Regions from separate parts of the Homo sapiens genome. Here regions 1 and 3 are each linked to region 2. The links are chromatin contacts, found by Hi-C or POLR2A ChIA-PET in ENCODE. All regions are on one chromosome and are shown on one strand. The core of a region is the stretch at or near the end of the contact, and the rest is flanking DNA. Distances in the headings are between cores, read along the strand shown. Region 1 holds the start of PRDX4 (peroxiredoxin 4). Region 2 holds the start of ACOT9 (acyl-CoA thioesterase 9). Region 3 overlaps APOO (apolipoprotein O).

Region 1 (4,437 bases), core at 1,116-3,615, 76 kb before region 2:
AAACAAACTTAACATGTTCTCACTTAATTGTGGGAGCTAAAAATTAAAACAATTGAACTCATAGAGATAGAGAGTAGAAGAATGGTTACTAGAGGCTGGGAAGGGTAGTGGGGGGCTGGGGAGGAAAGTGGGGATGGTTAGTGGGTACAGAAATATAGAATGAATAAGACCTAGTATTTGATAGCACAACAGGGTGACTATAGTCAATAACAATTTAATTGTATACCCTAAAATAACTAAAAGAGTATAATTGGATTGTTTGTAACACAAATGATAAATGCTTGAGGTGATGGATAACCCATTTGCCATGATGTGATTGTTACACACTGTGTGCCTGAATCAAAATATCCCATATACCCCATAAATATATATATATACATATACATATATATATACATATACCTACTATGTAGCCACAAAAAATTTTTTTTAATTTAAAAAGAAAGATAACAAGCACTTGCAGGAGGACAGAGGGCACCCTGGGATCATACAGGCTCATGCCTGTAATCCCAGCACTTTGGGAGGCCAAGGTGGGCGGATCACAATTAGCTGGGCATGGTGGCGCGCACCTGTAATCCCAGCTACTCGGCAGGCCGAGGCAGGAGAATTACTTGAACCTGGGAGGTGGAGGTTGCAGTGAGCCGAGATTGCCACTGCACTCCAGCCTGTGCGACAGAGCGAGACTCTGTCTAAAAAAAAAAAAAAAAAAAAAAACAACCTAACACAGGGTTAAGTTGCAACATTGCCTGTTTGCCCCATAGTTCCTTTCCAGCTGGAAGAGAAGAAATGGTCTAGGGATATGGCTTTTCAGGTTAGACTTTTCTTCTCCAAGTTTTCTGGGGACCTGAAAAGGGCTCCGACTTGAGAGAGGAGTCATGGCTGTTCACAAAGATCACTGCAAGGAAAAGAATAAGAAATGTCTGTTAGAGGGATAAAACGCGAGCTATTCAGAGGCAGAAAGGTCAGTTTCCCTTTGAGGGGCGGGGGTGGCGTGGGATGAGGAGGCTTTTTGGGAGAGATGGGCGTGGAAGGATGTCTAACAAGTGCTGGCGGCGAGGGTCGTTGGCACTTCAATGGTGGGAAGACAGCCATGGGCGAAGCTTTGTGGAAGAAATAGGTGTGAAGGATGAGAAGGCCTACAACAGTGCTGAGGGCGCGAGGCCAGTCACCTGCGAAGTTTTGTGTACAAGATGGGCCCAGAAGGATGAACAGGGTCTAAAACAGTGCTGAGGGTGGGAGTGCAGAAGATCGGTCACAAGTGACGACACAAGGTGGTCTTAGTCCAGTTGGTGGACGCTCGGTGGCCTGGGCCTGCCCCCAGTGCGCAGACGCACACGGCAGGTTGCAGCGGCAAGCGGGGCGGTGCCCACGGCGGGGAGATGGGTGGGGAGGGCAGGGAAAAGGCCAGGGGTTGGGTGATGGGGTAATTGTCAGAAAAAGGAACAACACTGCTGGGAGAGTTTTCTGGTAACTTTTCAAGTCTTCATTTAAATTAAAAAAAAAAAAAGCTGTCTTTGAAACAATAGATTAGGTCACTAAAAACTGCCTGTACGCCCTTGCATGCTGGAGGAAAGTAAATGGTTAGACCTACCCTCCCTAAGTTTTTCCAGGACTTAAAAGAGCTGCAAGTAGTGCAGATCATGGCCCCGTTCACACAAATCACTTCAAGAAAAAAAATTAGTAAATGTCTATTAGATCTTGAAACTTATTCCTGTCTATCTGGAACTTGGTAACCTCTGACCAACAACTAACTCCCCATTCCTTCCCTCTCGCCTCGCCTTCCCTACTTCCCAACCTCTGGTAAGCAGCAGGGTAAATACAGTCAATAATAATGTATATTTCAAAATGAATAAGAGTAAATTTGAAATGTCTCACCATAAAAGTCATAGGTAAACAAGGCGATGGATAAGTTAATGTGATGTAATCATCCCACATTGGATACATATTTCAAAAAATCACATTGCATCCCACGAATGTATACAATTATGATTTGTCAAGTAAATATAATTTTTAAAAACGTTAAGTGACTTTTTAAAAAGCTTATTAGAAGTATAAAATGCAAGCCATTCACAAGCATATAGGTTAGATTCCGCTTGTGAGGGGCTTGTGTGCAGTGGTGAGGCTTTGTGGAAGAGATGGACGTGGAAAGATGTCTAAAACAGCGCGGAGGTCAGGAGACCTTGTCGCTGCCTTCACAGAGTTGGGCAACGCTCCCGGTCCTGGTCAGCCGCGGGACGCAGGCGCAAATGCAGGCTTGGGATGGGGGAGGTGCGGCCGGCGCCCACGTGGCGGGGCGGGGAGCAGATAGGGGGGGTAGGGGGAGGAGCTGGTCTCGCGAGGCCGCGCCCCGGTTCGCGCGGGCGTCGTGCACGCGGTTGTAGCTGCCCGGCGGCGGCAGAAGCGGCGCTCGCGCCAAGGGACGTGTTTCTGCGCTCGCGTGGTCATGGAGGCGCTGCCGCTGCTAGCCGCGACAACTCCGGACCACGGCCGCCACCGAAGGCTGCTTCTGCTGCCGCTACTGCTGTTCCTGCTGCCGGCTGGAGCTGTGCAGGGCTGGGAGACAGAGGAGAGGCCCCGGACTCGCGAAGAGGAGTGCCACTTCTACGCGGGTGGACAAGTGTACCCGGGAGAGGCATCCCGGGTATCGGTCGCCGACCACTCCCTGCACCTAAGCAAAGCGAAGAGTAGGTGGTGTCCCGCCAAAGGGTGGGAGGGGAGATTCCGGAGACACGTGTACCCCGGTTACACCCCCGGAATCTGGGCTTGGGCGGCACCCCCTGGGCTGCCTCCGGGCCCTGGGCGGGCCTGGTTCTCACCTAGGAGGGCGGGGAGGGGAATAAAGGGGAGTTCTAGCTGTGAAGAAAGGTATGGTTTCCACTGATCAGATTTTAGAAGAGGTAGTGGTTACCCCAAAAGCCGCAGCTGAGGGAAAGTGGGTGGCCCTAGTCCCGAGTTTGCATCGAGGATGTTGGGCAAACTGAAACAGTTCCTGAAACATCTCAAAGTGCCTTCAGCACATCCTGTCTTTTTCAGGTACTATTTCAGCGAAGGAAGACATTGATAGGTTGAATAATGATTCACAAAAAGTTTGATTAAACAGAAAAGTTGCTAAACACAGTGCTCGGGAGGTCAAACATTTCATTTTTCTTTCTTCCTTTTTGTTTGCATCTTACAAAGATTATTACTGAAAGCCACCTTCCCCAAAGCCTGTGTAGTTAATGGATATTCCTTATGTTTCTCAGACATGAAGAACCTATTACAGAGTGTACTTTTGAGGGAAATGGGGGAAAAGGTTAGAAGTATGCATTTGGGTTGATGATAAACCTCGTGGCAAATTTGTGTCCTGCCAATTTGGTTTTTGATTATTTGCATTTCTGTCCAGTGTACAAAGCTAATGGCCACTTTCAGGAATGACACGTCAGACGAAGTAGATACTGTGAAAGTTGTAGCCTGCTACATCTGGATGTTAAAATTAACCAAAAGTGAACAGTGGCTATAGATAAAGGCTGTCTCTTGCTTGCTATTCAGTAACCTGCTTTTCCTGCAGATCATTTGACATTCTGTAGGTGTGTAGTTGGTTTTTATGGTTCAGTTACAGCATGTTCCATGCCAGTATTCAGTGAAAAAAGTAATGCTTCAAATTCTGAATCCCTAGAGTTAAATGGAATGTTGTTATGACTTAGGATGGGTTGGTTGGGAGTGATAAATGAGAAAAACTGTTTTGTCCTCTTAAACATTTACAGTTCTTACTTGCTGAAAGTAAGTACTTTCAGTTAACCACTTTGGGACTTTTTTTTTTTTTTTATTTGAGATGAAGTCTTGCTCTGTCACCCAGGCACCCAGGCTGGAGTGCGGTCGCGCGATCTCGGCTCACTGCAACCTCCGCCGCCCGGGTTCAAGCGATTCTTCTGCCTCAGCCTCCCAGGTAGCTGGGACTACAGGCGCGCACCACCACACCCGGCTATTTTTTGTATTTTTAGTAGAGACGGGGTTTCACTATATTGGCCAGGCTGGTCTGGAACTCCTGACCTCATGATCCGCCTGCCTTGGCCTCCCAAAGTGCTGAGATTACAGGCGTGAGCCACGGTGCCCAGCCTACTTTGAGATTTTTAACAAAACCAGTCTTAAATTTTAAAATCAGTATTTCCAAGTCCCACTGGTTTTACTTGCCTGGGAAAGTATTTTAAATATGTCAGCCAGTTAAGTGTTTACTTACATTACATATATTTTCCATAGGAAACAAATCTACTTCAAAGCTTTCCCTTTACCAGCAAAACTTAACATTTTAGTTGTTTACTACATTTCTCTGTCACATGTAGGCTTATCTATAATTAAAGATACAAAGACTTTTGTTAGTAAAGACTATTATGGAGCCATTAAGGCCATATTTTCAAATAATTTTTAGTAATATCAAAAACTGTTCATAATTAATTTACT
Region 2 (4,407 bases), core at 570-3,069:
AAGAGTGTTCAGTGCAATAACAGGCAATACCACTCATATGCCCTCCACTCTGAGGAAATAACCTCTATTTAGAGACTAAACAAAGGTGCCTCTTGCAAGTCTAAAAAAGAAAAGAAGCTACAAAGGTTGCCCACCAGTCAAAGAACCTAATCATCTCAGTCTATATTCATTTGTGAACTCCTCCTCTCACTAGACACTAAGAGATTATCCGCTTAAGGTTCAATAGTTTTTTGTTTGAGACAGAATCTCACTGTGTTGCCCAGGCTGGAGTGCAGGGGCGCGATCTCAGCTCACTGCAACCTCTGCCTTCCGGTTCAGGCGATTCTCCTGCCTCAGCCTCCAAAAGTAGCTGTGACTACAGACATGCACCACCACTCCCGGCTAATTTTTGTATTTTTAATAGAGACGGGGTTTCACCATGTTGGCCAGGCTGGTCTCGAACTCCTGGCCTCAAGTGATCCATCCACCTCAGCATCCCAAAACGCTGGGACTGCAGTCGTGCACCACCACACCCGGCCTCAATAGAATTTTCAAGAAAGGAACACAGGGTTATAAGAGAAAGCACCTGAACAAGACCATGGAGCTTTTGTAGAAGACCTTTCACATTGCAAGCTAAAGTCAACTGTGGCCCCTCTCATAATGACTTTCAGTCTGCCTTCAAATAGTTTAACAAAGGTTTTTTGTTTGTTTTTAAGTACTATAAACAAGACAGAACCCTTACAACTGATAACAAAGTCCCCAGGAACAGTGAGTGAGTGAGAGAGAGAGAGAGAGAGAGAGGGAGAGAGAGAGAGAGAGAGATATCCAGGACCCCCAAGAGAATTGATGGGGTTAATGTGAGTCAAAAGCACTATGAGTCACATCAGGGGGACAGGCCCACTGGCAGCGAGATAACTTCAGAAACTGGAGCAGGTGTGAGCCCCCTGGGATGCAGCCAGGCAGAAAACTTGGAAAGGGTGGCATGCTCGGGTGAAAGGGATTAGGGAGAGCTAGACACGCTCTGGAGTCTAAGGCCCTCAGGCCTTAACTGTGCCAGCTGGGAAGATTACATATACAAAAAGGCATCCTCCCTTACCCACGTGGCCCAATCAAAGCACCCAGCCTCTTATAAGGGCTTTGCGGCTCATTAAAGTTAAGTTCAAATTGGCACCAGGGTCCTAGACGCACAGTCCTAGGGTCCTGGGAGCCAAAAGGTACCCTGTAATCTCTGCCAATGTTACAACAAACTTAAGTAAGAGCCGAAGTAGGTCAAGCATTTAATCCTAAAAATGTTCTCCAAAGGAAGATGAAGGGCTAGAGGTAACATAGAACTCCAAATATTATCTTTCTGACAAGGGGCTACCCCGACGCGGCTACCAACCACACCCCGGATGAGCAAGGCCAAAGGAATTTTAGGGAACACCCAACTTCCTCCCTTAAAAGTGCTGCTTTGCTTTTAATATCAAACTCAGTGCTAGAAGTCGCCAAAGTGGGGGCGAGGTTCTCCCAACCAAAGGCCGGCGGGCTTATGTCCGGTCGGAGGTACAGTGGGCGAGCGCCCCTTATCATAGAGCCCAAATGCCCATGCGTGGCCCACTTCTTCCGCCGGGGCCAGCCCGAAGCTCTAGGGGAAGACGATGGCACCCCAGGCTACCGCCCTGCCAGCCCCTTCCACGCCCCGCCACCTACCGCAGTGCTGCCCGCCTCATTGCGCTAGGCTGCCGTGCGCGCGATGGAGAACCGGGCCCCGCGCGCTAGTCGGCGGAGGGAAACTGAGGCGATAAAAGACGCACGAGTACCAGACCGCGCCCTTGCTGAGGACAGCCCGGGAGCCGGACAGCGGTGTCCGGGGGCGGGACCGCGGCGTCCAGGGGGCGTGGCCGCGCTGTGCCGGGCGGACCCTACCCGTTCATTGGCGGGAGGCTGGAGTCCGCCTCTGCGGAGCTTCCCACTCAATCAGTTGTGCGGGTCGTGTTGCTACAGCGAGGACCGGCCTATTCTCGGTTGAGTAAACGAACCACGCAGCAACGCCAGGGCGTGACGTCGAGAAGAGGCCCGGCTCTGCCTAGTGGAGCTTGTCTCCTTTATCCTTGATCCCCGCGCCTTGGCTCCGTCTGTTCTTCCCCTTGGCTGCACATTGGAATCTCCTGGGCAACTTTCCAAAATACTGATACTTGGCCGGGCGCGGTGGCTCACGCCTGTAATTCCAGCACTTTGGAAGGCCTAGGCGGGCAGATCACCTGAGGTCAGGAGTTCAAGACCAGCCTGGCCAACATGGCGAAACCCTGTCTCTACTAAAAATTCAAAAATTAGCCAGGCGTGGTGGCAGACGCCTGTAATCCCAGCTACTCGGGGGACAGGCACGAGTATCGCTTGAACCTGGGAGGCGGAGGTTGCGGTGAGCCGAGATCGCACCACTACACTTCAGCTTGGGCGACAGAAGGAGACAATGTCTCAAAAAAAAAACAACAAAAAACTGATGCTTGAGACCCACTGGCTGGAGATTCTAGTTTAGTCCTGGGTGCGGTCTGGGCTTCGGGATGATGTCTAAAGATGCCCCCAGGTGATGCTAATGTAACCAAAGGCTAAAAACCACTGACCTAACAGGAAAAAATTGTTCCTCTCCTCTTCTCGGCCTGACCCCCAATGTTTGATATCTTGGGCGAGCTAGAGAGATTCAAGGCCAGAGAGTTTAAGATTATTTCACCCTACGATCTAATTCTCCATTTCTTTCAACGAATTATTATTGAGCTGTTTGCATTGTGCCAGGCACTATTGCAGAGGTTGGGGTTGCAAAAAGAAAAAAGGACAAAAATCCCCGCCCTTAAGGGGCTTGCCTCTTGATAAGGAAGGAAAACAAATCAACAAACAAGTTAGCAAATAACATGATCTCAAATATGGTAAAGCGGTTTAAAGGGGAAATAAGGTAACGAGTGGGGATCTTTTGAGAATATAAGCAAGTCTTGCTTTGCCTCTAAATACGGCAATTTCCTAAAAGGCAAGGGCCATATGCTTTTTCGCAATACCCCATACTTAGTAAAAATGTATTGATTTGAATTAAGCTAGCTTTCTGTTTTGAATCACTTCATGAGTTACACATGGAGCATGGTCTTCGGCTTTCTCTTTCTACTGAATTTTCCCTGCTTTTATCAATCTCACATCTGGAAGACTCCCCTTTTAGCCTACAAGGATCTCTCCTTCATTTTTGTTCACATTGTCTTTTCATTTTTGTCACATTGTTCACATTGTTCACAAGTCACTTTTCAGTGATTGTCTTGTTGGTTTTGGGTCAGCCATATTTCTTTATACTCTACCACACCTAACACAGAGGGCAATAAATATTGTATTGAATTATGCTATTTTTGTTCTTCTTTTTACTTGAACTTTTCTTTGAAGCAATAGGAGGCTCAGGGAGAAAAAATAAGTACAAGAGAGAATTTTTTGTAAATGGTATAATAGGTAGGTACAGTTTATAGTTTTTCCCGCAATCAAGTCGCCTTCCGTCAATTTCCAAATTATAAAGACACATTCTCATCAATATAATAAACACCATCGATTTTGGCTGGAACAGCTGAAACCAGGGACTTAATGCCATGCAGATGCCTTCTCTCTATTGCTTATCTTTGCTTTCCTTTGCATACTGGCTTCATTCTTTTTTCTCTCTATGTAATGACATTCTCCATATGGCAATAGAAGCTCCTGAACTTTACATCTTACAACCACAGCCACACACATACAGACTGACTGAAATTTCTACGGCCCAAATACAAAAAAGTTCTGAGAAGAGATTCATTGGTCCAATTTGGATCAGGTACACACTCCTGGACTAGCCAACTGTGGCATCAGGGTAAGGAACCCTTGCCCTGACTTACCAGGAACCCCCTCACCCAGACTCATGGCCAGGTACTGGGTCACAATCTACTAACATGGTTATTTCTGTAAGTAACTGTACAGATGGGGATACGGAGCACCTTCTTAGAAAAGGAGTACCGAGGCCGGGTGCGGTGGCTCACGTCTGTAATCCCAGAACTTTGGGAGGCTGAGGCGAGTGGATCAACTGATGTCAGGAATTCAATACTGGGCTGGCCAACATGGTGAGACCCCTGCCTCTACTAAAGATACAAAAATTAGCTGGCTGTGGTGGTGGGCGCCTGTAATCCCAGCTACTCGGGAGGCTGAGGCAGGAGAATCGCTTGAACCTGGGAGGCGAAGGTTGCACTGAGCTGAGATCGCGCCACTGCACTCCAGCCTGGGCAAGAGACTCCATCTCAAAAAAAAAAAAAAAAAAAAAGAAAGAAAGAAAAGAAGAGGAGTATGGAGCAGCCAACCACATAGATGTCCACTAGAAGGTTAAAGAGGGAAAAAAATGATCACATCACTTAGCCCACCTACCTTAGTTGTAACTTCAGGGAACCCCTGCTAGACCTA
Region 3 (4,633 bases), core at 1,337-3,836, 100 kb after region 2:
GCCAGGGAGGTTGAGGCTGCAGTAAGCTGTGACTGCACAACTGCACTACAGTTTGGGCAACAGAGTGAGACCCTGTCTCAAAACAAACAAACAAATGGAATGGGGTAGAACTTAGAGATCTGATGAATGTAAAAAAGCTTGGGTTTCTATTTTCTTAACACATCCATGAACACGAATAACAATTTCTGTTAGCAAAATTAAAACTTAAAAAAAAATCAAAACATTGATTTCTAATTAGTATGACTGCCATGTGAAGGCTGATTGCCAGCCAAACCTTTGAGGTATAGCAGCCTACTGAAATGTCTGGGTCCCTCACCAGACTAATGAAGAACAAGAAGAGAGAAAAAAAGGCTTATAAGGGCCAGTGAGATAATCATGTCCAACAATCGGGTCTGGCATAAAAACAAGGTGGTTCTCGGCAGGGCGTGGTGGCTCACGCCTGTAATCCCAGCACTTTGGGAGGCCAAGGTGGGTGGATCACCTGAGGTCAGGAGTTCGAGACCAGCCTGAACAACAGGGAGAAACCCCGTCTCTACTAAAAATACAAAATTAGCAGGGCATGGTGGCGCATGCCTGTAATCCCAGCTGCTCGGGAGGCTGAAGCAGGAGAATCGCTTGAACCCAGGAGGCGGAGGTTGCAGTGAGCCAAGATCACGCCATTGCACTCCAGCCTGGGCAACAAGAGTGAAACTCCATCTCAAAAACAAACAAAAACAAACAAACAAAAAAACAAGTTAGTTCTCTACTTAAATACAGTTTAGGTCTGAATTAACATACTGCTTGCCAAATACTTCCAATGATATTCTTATATATTCTACTATCTATACTCGCCAGTACCTCAATCTCAAAAAAATAAGATGCTAAATTCACAAGCTTTTTTATCTTTTGGACAATAAGAAAATGAGCACACAAAAGCATTCTTCTGATTCAGGAAAACAACTTTGTTGCTAGGAAAATTTTCTTGTTTGGTTACATATCACTTATAGTATAACAAAACAGCACAGTCCAATATCTCATTAAAAAAATATTGAGCCCATCCACCACCCTGTCACAAATCAGATCTCTCTTGGCAGAGAACTCCAGGATCTCAGACAAAACAACATTCTGACTTCAAAAAACAGTTCGTGATTTAGCACAAGCCAGAAATCATTTTTTTTTGCATTTTCAGACAGAGAAAGTTTTATCTAGAATATTTTGTAACTCATTTTCATACATATCTGATTTCAGTTTTTATTTTCTTACCACGTCCATGAACACAAATGACAATTTCTTTTTTTTTTTTTTTTTTTTTTTGAGACGGAGTTTCCCTCTGTCACCCAGGCTGGAGTGCAGTGGCGCAATCTCAGCTCACGTAACCTCTGCCTCCTGGGTTCAAACGATTCTCCTGCCTCAGCCTCCTGAGTAGCTGGGATTACAGGCGCCCACTACTACACCCAGCTAATTATTGTATTTTTAGTGAAGACAGGGTTTCACCATGTTGGCCAGGCTGGTCTCAAGCTCCCGACCACAGGTGATTTGCCTGCCTCGGCCTACAAAGTGCTGGGATTACAAGCATGAGCCACCGTGCCTGGGCACAAATGACAATTTCTGCTAGCAAAACCAAAACTTTTTAAGAAAATCAAGACACTGATTTCTAATTAGTATGCCTGCCATGTGAAGGCTGATTGCCAGCCAGCCAAACCTTTGAGGTACAGCAGCCTACTGAAATGTCTGACTCCCTCACCAGTTGAATTATTTTCAACAATTACTTAACTTCTCCAAAATGCAGTTTCCTCACTTATAAATGGGGATAATAATAGAACCCACCTCAAAGACTCTTCCTGAGCAAAGAGTTTAGCGCCAAGGGCCAAGCTCACAGCAAGTAAGTGCTCAATAAACATTATCTATCCTATATGGCAGGCCACTTTATTTTTTGGATGAAGAAAATAAAAGGTAAGGATAAATGACCTGTTAAAGACCCCAACACAATTCTAGTTCACTTGATGAGGTAGGCAGAATAATGGCCCCTCAAAGATGTCTTCTATTTCTGGAACCTGTGACTGTTACCTCACACAGCAAAGGGAAATTAAGGTTGCATTGGAATTAAGTTTACTAATCAGTTGCCCTTAAAATAGGGAGATGATCTTGGATTATCTGGGTGGGCTTGATTCAAGCATAAGAGTGCCTGCAGTCTAAGAGGGAGGCAGAAGAAGAGGTCAGAAGGGGGATCTGCAAACGACTTGCTGCAGGCTTCGACAATAGAGGAAGGAAGCTGGAAACAGCCCTCAGCCAGCAAAACAGACCTTGGTCCTACAGCCTCGAGGAACTGAGTTCTGTCAACAATCTAAATGAGCAGGAAAGAAATTCCCCCCTAGGGCCTCTAGAAAGGAACGCAACCCTGCTGACACCTTGATTTAGAATTGGACTTCTGACCCACAGAACTAAGATAATCATTTGCACTACTTTCAACCTGTAAATTTGCAGTCATTTATTTTGGCAGCAATGGAAAACTAAAACAATGACATAAGGATTCCTGACTACAGGGTATGGTTCCATTTTCTATCAGTGGACATTATCTTCTCAGGCAGAAGCGAAAATGTGCAGTATCACATGAGTGGTGGTTGATGACTATCATGTGGCTAGAGTCCAGCCATTTCATATGTTCCTCACATGAGATAACCTTATTTAATCCTCAAAACAGCTCCAGGAGGTACTATGCCAGTTCCCACAGAGCTGGAGTAACTTCCCAAGGTTTCAGGGCTAGTAAGAGGCAGAGGTGGGGTAGGAGTCTGGTGCTCCCGCTCCTCTTAGTCCACTGGACAACGCTGTATCCTGCCCACTGATACCAAGAGTGCATTCCTTTCTAAAGAGGAGATGACATTATTCAGGATTTCTAACTTTTCATTTTGGTAAATAATGGTGTTTTTAAAAAGAAAGAAAAAATCATTTCAAAATCATTTCCTAATACCTGTAGTTCTTAGAATTTTAGACAGCAAAAAATTACAAAGCACAAACTCATAACTTTATGGAAAACCCATCAAGCTGTCATTTAAAAAAAATACAGTGGTAAGAATACTTAACATGACATCTGCCCTCTTGGCAGATTTTTAAGTGTACAATACGGTACTGTTATCTATAGGCACAGTGTTGTGCAAGGGGTCTGTAGAACTTATTCTCTTTGCTTGACTAAAACTTTGTTGATTACCAACTCCCTATCTCTCCCTCCCCCAATCCCTGGCAATCGCCATTCTATTCTCTGCCTCTATGAGTTTGACTATTTTAAATACCTCATACAAGTAGAATCATGCAGTAATTGTCCTTCTGTGATTAGCTTACTTCAAAGATGAACATTTTAAAACTACATGACTTACTTTCAGCCAAACTTTGCCATGTTTAGAGAGCCGAGGAACTTCTAATGGAGGAAGAAAAAGCAGGGCATGTTTACTCAGGGTGGTGGCTGCTGCTTCCCTTTCATTTTCCTGCTGAGCCAGCAAGGGCCTGAATAAAACTATTAACAGCTCAGCTTTAGAAGTTCTGCTCAGTTTTCACATTGGTAACAGGTTTATGCTTCTTTATTAATTTCCTGCCTTTTAAATAATTAGTGTTGGCCTTCAGCAGTCATTGTACAATTCTGTGATAGTAATTTGTTGCATTAAAAAAAAGCTAGTGAAAAACTAAAATATGATATTTACTGAGACATACTGCTGTGTTTAGCTAATTATAAGACAACTCTAAGCTGGGTGCGGTGGCTCACGCCTGTAATCCCAGCACTTTGGGAGGCCGAGGCAGGGGGATCACCTGAGGCCAGGAGTTCGAGACCAGCCTGGCCAACATGGCGAAACCCCGTCTCTACTAAAAATACAAAAAAAAAAATTAGCCAGGCATAGTAGTGAATGACTGTAATCCCAGCTACTTGGGAGGCTGAGGCGGAAGAATCGCTTGAACCCAGAAGGCGGAGGTTGTAATGAACCAAGATGGCACCATTACACTCCAGCCTGGGCGACAGAGCGAGACTCCATCTCAAAAAAAAAAAAAAAAAAAAGACAACTCTAGTCGGGTGCAGTGGCTCACGCCTGTAGTCCCAGCACTTTGGGAGGCTGAGGCGGGTGGATCACTTGAGGTCAGGAGTTCAGGACCAGCCTGGCCAAGATGGTGAAACCCTGTCTCTACTAAAAATACAAAAATTAGCCAGGCGTGGTGGCGCACGCCTGTAATCCCAGCTACTCAGGAGCCTGAGGTAGGAGAATTGCTTGAACCCAGGAGGTGGAGGTTGCAGTGAACGCGATCGCACCACTGCACCACTGCACTCCAGCCTGGGCTACAGAGCAAGACTCCATCTCAAAAAAAAAAAAAAAAAAAAGACAACTCTAAAAGAGCCATCTGTGACCCTGAGGACTGACACCCACAACTGACCTCCTGACACCCACAACTGGCCTTCATCTCTGATACTGAGACCTTGGGTTAGGACTATTCTGAAAGGGTTTCGGATTAGCAATGGACAATCAATAAATATTTCATGCTTTTATTAAGCTCCTAGAGTCAAAGAGTGAAAACCATAATGGAAAAGGTCAATAAATCAACTACATGAAGAACTTCTTCTGATCATCAAGACACCAAAACTGAAAAGACAAGCCATATTGAGAAAAGACATCTG

The links. Hi-C counts contacts between places; a loop is a spot of excess contacts on that map. ChIA-PET counts read pairs that join two places held with the same protein, here RNA polymerase II (POLR2A). Pooled maps may share reads with other maps.
Region 1: a map of CD8-positive, alpha-beta T cell shows a loop between it and region 2 (11-fold over the local background). The contact joins the promoter of PRDX4 here to the promoter of ACOT9 in region 2. A Hi-C loop is called at or near these places in 5 of 168 maps with a recorded cell type or tissue (CD4-positive, alpha-beta memory T cell, CD8-positive, alpha-beta T cell, Caco-2 and 2 more), 17 of 37 single-sample maps with no recorded cell type and 16 of 50 pooled maps. POLR2A ChIA-PET finds 5 or more read pairs at or near these places in 5 of 52 experiments (CD4-positive, alpha-beta memory T cell, GM12878, MCF 10A and 2 more).
Region 3: a pooled map shows a loop between it and region 2 (2.4-fold over the local background). The contact joins the enhancer-like site here to the promoter of ACOT9 in region 2. A Hi-C loop is called at or near these places in 2 of 50 pooled maps. POLR2A ChIA-PET finds 5 or more read pairs at or near these places in 2 of 52 experiments (K562 and OCI-LY7).

Annotation. Positions count from the first base shown.
Region 1 is chrX:23,665,128-23,669,564 of GRCh38, forward strand. PRDX4 (peroxiredoxin 4) reads left to right here and starts at 2,366. Exons shown (of 7, transcript NM_006406.2): 1 at 2,366-2,684. The coding sequence starts at 2,444. RefSeq lists an enhancer at 2,125-2,419 and silencers at 2,169-2,348, 2,699-2,828.
Region 2 is chrX:23,741,457-23,745,863 of GRCh38, forward strand. ACOT9 (acyl-CoA thioesterase 9) reads right to left here and starts at 1,820. Exons shown (of 16, transcript NM_001037171.2): 1 at 1,669-1,820. The coding sequence starts at 1,688. RefSeq lists an enhancer at 1,350-1,399 and a silencer at 1,670-1,989.
Region 3 is chrX:23,842,310-23,846,942 of GRCh38, forward strand. The region is part of intron 7 of APOO (apolipoprotein O); the gene reads right to left. Among named protein-coding and RNA genes, the nearest start is that of SAT1, 61 kb to the left of the region's middle. Within about 2 kb of position 2,587, at least 7 of the 41 ENCODE cell types and tissues checked have a DNase peak (open chromatin) inside an H3K27ac peak, as active enhancers do.